2 separate regions of the Homo sapiens genome follow, and region 1 is linked to region 2. Evidence: chromatin contacts called from ENCODE Hi-C data. All regions are on one chromosome and are shown on one strand. The core of a region is the stretch at or near the end of the contact, and the rest is flanking DNA. Distances in the headings are between cores, read along the strand shown. Region 1 overlaps LRBA (LPS responsive beige-like anchor protein). Region 2 overlaps LRBA (LPS responsive beige-like anchor protein).

Region 1 (2,700 bases), core at 103-2,602, 420 kb before region 2:
ATGTTTATACTTGCTAATGTTCTTCAGTGTATGAGCATTGAAGAGTTAGGTATTTATTGTAGTCTTCACAGTCTGGGCTTGTTTGTGACTGTTGTCCTTGGGAAGGCTTTCCAGGTATTTGAAAGGACTTGGACCCCAACCCCAATAAGGCTGTGTTTTTTGCTGACTCGTAGAGGTACCATTTTGGTGGTCTTAGATAAGATGTGGAAGAATTATCTGGATTACCAGCCAGAGGCTCTTGTTCTTTTCCCTTTCTCCCATACAAACAGGGTCTGTCTCTCTTTGCTGAGCCACCTGCAACTGGGGGTGTGGTGATGCAAGTAAGTCTGTGGCCACCACCACTAGGGCTGCACTGGGTTAGACCTGAAACCTGCACAGCACTAGGTCTTGCCCCAGTTTCTTCCCTTCAGGGCCGTGAGTTCCCACAGGCTCCGGGAATGTCCAAAGTGCTGTCTGGGAGCCAGGGACTGGAGTTAAACAGCTTAGCAATTTTCCTGATATTCTATTCTACTGTCATTATGCCTGCACTCAAACCACAATACAAAGTCTTTCCTACTCTTCACTTTCCACAGGCAGAGCTGCCTTTCCCTGTGGCCACCCCCACCACCGGTCCACAGGGGATTCCTTCAGGCCACCACTGATGTTTACTGAGAGCCTAGGGGCTCTTCTGTCAGCTTGTGATGAATGCTGCCAGGCCTGAGACTCGCTCTTTAGGTCAGTGAGCTCCCCTCTGTCCCAAAGCACATCTGGAAATGCTGTCCAAGAGCCTAAGCCTGGACTTTGGGACCCCAAGAGCCAGCTTATTGCTCTACCCCCATGTAGCCGAGCTGGTACATAGGATGCAAGACAAAGTTCCCTTTATTTTTCCCTCTGCTTTTCTGAAACATTAGTAGTATTTCACTGTAGGCACCATAGCTGGGAATATGCTGGGTCACCCCTGAAGCTAGTAAGTCTCAAAGCCCAAGACACATGGTATATTCCCTTCGTTATCACTGCTGGTTATTCAGGGCCCAAGAGTTCTTTAATCTGCAGGTGATGAATCCTACCAGGACTGGATCCTTACCTTCAAGGCACTGGGTTCACTTTTGGTCCAGGTTGTGTCTAGAAATGAAATATCATCTGAGAGCTAAGGCCTGGAACGGGGCCTCATGACTCTGCCTGGTGCCCTATCCTACTGTGGCTGAGCTGGTATCCAAAATGCAAGTCAAAGTCCTCTTTACTCTTTGCTCTCCTCTCATTAAGCAGAAGCAAGGAGTAACTTTCATTGCTATGAGCTTCACTCCCTGGGGTTAGGGCACGGCTAATGCAAGCACTTCCTTAGCCACGCAAGCTGGTGTGTCTCTAGGTCATGTGCCACCCTAGTTCACTGGCCCTGAGCCCAACCCAGCACTAGGAGGAGCCTAGAAATTGCCGTCCTTGTGTCCTAGACTTCCTTTCAAGTTTATCTAGGAACCCAGTGTACTTTAGCCTGCGTGGCGAGGCTTGCCAAGAAACTCATGTTCTGTCCCCTGGGATATGTCATTCCCCTCTGGCTAGGGCTGGTCCTCATGCTCCCTCTATGGAAGGAGCCCAGCATAGCTTTATTCTTTGCTCTGACAGGGCAGCACTGAGACCAATGTAAAGTTCTCCAGTCGTTGAGCTCTCCTTCCCCAAAGTGCAGTTTCTGTCTGCAGTGCATGGCCACTGCTGGGCGATGGGGCAGAGGTGGCATCAGTGATTCAAGTCTGTCTCTCCTGCCCCCCTCAATGCCTCTTTCCATGATATGAAGTTAAAAACAAGTACTGTGATCGCTCACCTGATTTTTGGTTCTAGTGATGGTGCTTTGCTATGTGCAGATAGTTGTTAAAATTTGGTGTTGCAGCAGGGTGGACAAACGGGATAGGCCTCTATTCTGCCATCGTGCTCTGCCCTCCTCTGATGTTGATTTTTATGTTACATATGTCAATTCACACTCTCTTATGGAGGCTGAGGATATTAGTCACTTGTATGTTCCTTTTATTTTCTCTCCCCTCACCTCCTAATTTTTAGTTATATTTTAATTTTCATATTGTCTAAATTTATAACATTCATGTTTATAATCACATTTCTTATAGTACTTGAGTATTTGTTCTTTATTTAAGTGAATTCAATACTCACTCTTCATTTTCCCCAACTTTATTAGTTGGAACTTAATTTCCAGATTCTTTCTTTTGACTCAGTTCTTAATTGGCTGCATTTCATGGTTATTCTTTTTCCACAAGGGGCTTATATGTGTTGTAAACTTAAAGTTCTTCCATGTTTAAGAATATTTGCCTGCTATCTTTATATTTGAATGGCATTCTGCTTAACTTTATATATTTTTTTCTGGGTGTGGAAATATATTTTCTCAAATTATTTTTTTTTCCAAATTGGATTTAGCACCAGGCTGCTGCTGACATCAGCATTCTGTTCTGAGGGGAGGGTGGAAGGCTTGCATTGCAATGGAAGGGCATGAGGCACTTGCTGCCACAGCAGATGATCAACAAATGAAGGACCATAACTGCCCCGTAGGAATTGAAGAATTCTTTAAAGATTGACTATTTGGGGAACACAGACCAAGGACATGCCCTAATTTTCCATTTTGGAAAGTCACAGTTCAAGTTGTAAATTTCTGGCTGGTCGTGGTGGCTCACACCTATAATTCCAGCACTTTGGGAGGCCAAGGTGGGCGGATCACTTGAG
Region 2 (2,700 bases), core at 137-2,636:
TTTTATAGAGACAGGGTTCTCACTCTGTTGTCCAGGGTGGTCTTAAACTCCTGGAGTTTTTCTCAAATATTCTTTTGGACTTCATATTGTTTTTCCATATATTTTTTAAGTGATTAAAACATTTTTAAACATGAAAATGAATTTTACACTGTAATATAGAACTAATAGAACTGTAAACCACTCTTTTTGGTTTACAGTGCAAACCATAGAGTAATTCACCACCACCACAATCAAGGTGCAGAGCGCCCCCAAATACCCTGTGCCACCTACTAGAAGTCAACTTTTTACCCCACCCTCAACCTCCTGGCAACAACTAATCTGTTCCTCATCTTTAGTTGTGCCTTTTTCAGAATGTCATATAAATGGAATCACAAACCATGTCAATCTTTGGTTTTGACATTTGAGTGTTTTTAGTTTGTTGACATTCTATATTATTGTTTTTTAAAGACACTCAGTATTAACATTTGTAAAGTAAAGCTAACTTCACTTTCATATAACACTAATAATTAAAATCCTATATTCACACAATTTTATAGAATTTATAAAATTCTCTCACATACTAGATATTGTTTCAGTCTCACAATAATCCTGTGAAGTAGACAGGTGTCTTATCCCCATTTTTCAGATAATAAAACTGAGGTTTAGAGAGATTATGTAATTCGTTGAAATGTATGTAGCTAATAGTGACAGAAGTAGGCCTTGGACCTAGCTTTTTAAATTTTAAATGTAGCACACTTTGTGATCATAGCATGTTGTCTCATCTAGGTGTTACCAGTCAGTCACTGATTTTTTTGGGAAAATGCTGTAATTTGTAACACTAAGTTCCTAGTATGTTTGCCATGTTACATTAGACTTAATAAACCTGATGTCATTCTTTTCCCTCTTTCAAAATACCTTCTAATGTCTTTAAAAATGTGTGTGTTTGTGTGTATAAAACGTACAAATAAGGAATAGCCTTAAACTTCATTTCAGTGGGACTGACTTAGCTTGTGAAATAAAAATATTTATACTTACCAGAAAAGTTGTATAAAAAAAATCTCAAACGATAGTCCTGGTGTCTTTCTTAATATCTTGTATAAAAACTCTGATGCTAGTTTTATTTAAAATAATTTCAGTTAAGGTAAATATGTGTCTGTGATTTTACAACAATAGGAATATTAAATATTTTTTCTTAAGTTTAGCACAGAATCAAGGGAAAATCATATGATCAGTAATATATAATGGCAAAGCTAACACAAGTGTTAAATTCAATTATATTTTAGCACACAAGCCAAAAAAAAAAATCCTTCTCTTATTAGATTGGGGAGGAGGGAGGAGAAACATGGATTGTAACAGGAAATTCTTTAAACATAAATCATGTTTTCGGGCCACAACCAGAACAGCAGAGGCAACAATAAAACCTTCCCCTGGCAGTCGGAATTATTTTCAGGCCACATTTTAGATTCAGTGGTGCAGAGTCCTGAGCTTGAATTTTTTTATTTGTAGCACAGCTGTCAAATAAAACATTAACTAGAAAATTTGTTCTGTCAAAAAAGGGATATTCTAGTGCTTGTGGTAATATTTGATATTAGTGTGTGGAGAGGTGGACTGGTATTAAAGGAAACAAAAAATAAAGGTTGAGGAACACTTATAAGATTATCAGAAAATAATTTACCAAAAAGAGCAGCAGGTATTTATATGCTGTGATTTATTTAGGAGGAGTGAACCTCAACCTTATAGCAATAACAAATATTGCTGAGGAAGGCTGCCAGAACAGGAAAAAGTAAACTTAAAAAAATAATGTTTTCCAGAGTTGAGCCCAAAGTATAAATTGTAAAGAATAAAGTTAATTTGTGTTAACATATAAAACCCTTTAGATGTAACTGCTTAAATGTCACTCTCTCATTTAGATCTTCCCTGACACCCAGTGTAAATTTGTTCTATCTTGTTATTGTCATTAATCCAACCTTGTTCTTTTATAATACTCATCCCTATTCATAATTATATACCAGTCTGGGTTTGTTTAATGACTGTCTGCCCCACAAGACTGTAAAGGCTATGAGGGCAGGGACCATGTCTATTTGTTCACCACTGTATACAGGTAAGAAGGCCTAATGCTTGGCACTTAATAGGTGCTAAGTATTTGTTGAATGAAAACTAATTGTGATAACTTTTTGGAAAACAATCAAAACACTAAAAATTTTGAAAAGGAACCACCATGACTGAATGTATGTTTCCTTACACTGACATTGGAGAAACAGAGCAGTGACTTCAACTCATGAGAATTACCATGTGACTCTTGTAAAACTCTGCCCCTATATTTAATCCATCCCACCTTTACAGCTACATTTTTTCCCTTTGTCCTCACATGAGTTGGAAATTAAGTTACCAAGTGAATAGCTGTTCTTTGCAAGCCTCCTACTGCACTAAGAACACCTGGGTTTCCTCTATGTCGTCTACCTCAAGTACCTGGTTAGTTATTTCACTCCTCCTCACTCCTACAACCCACTGATTGTTGGGTTTCAAATCTGAAATAAGCCTGCCCATACATAATCTATTTAAATCACACCTATATTTTATGTGCTCTCAGCATTTAGGCATAGGCTAAAGCAGAAGTCATATATATACTCTATGATCACATCACTATATGATGTATTCATGATGTATGATGTATATATGATGTATTTCTTTCAGTAGTTAAAATACATGGATTTAACCTTT

The links. A loop is a pair of places that touch in the nucleus more often than their neighbours do. Pooled maps may share reads with other maps.
Region 1: a pooled map shows a loop between it and region 2 (2.2-fold over the local background). The contact joins two enhancer-like sites. A Hi-C loop is called at or near these places in 8 of 50 pooled maps.

What each region holds. Positions count from the first base shown.
Region 1 is chr4:150,721,848-150,724,547 of GRCh38, reverse strand. The region is part of intron 36 of LRBA (LPS responsive beige-like anchor protein); the gene reads left to right. Among named protein-coding and RNA genes, the nearest start is that of MAB21L2, 140 kb to the right of the region's middle. RefSeq lists a silencer at 1,297-1,591. Within about 2 kb of position 1,352, at least 10 of the 41 ENCODE cell types and tissues checked have a DNase peak (open chromatin) inside an H3K27ac peak, as active enhancers do.
Region 2 is chr4:150,304,862-150,307,561 of GRCh38, reverse strand. The region is part of intron 52 of LRBA (LPS responsive beige-like anchor protein); the gene reads left to right. Among named protein-coding and RNA genes, the nearest start is that of DCLK2, 230 kb to the right of the region's middle. Within about 2 kb of position 1,386, at least 2 of the 41 ENCODE cell types and tissues checked have a DNase peak (open chromatin) inside an H3K27ac peak, as active enhancers do.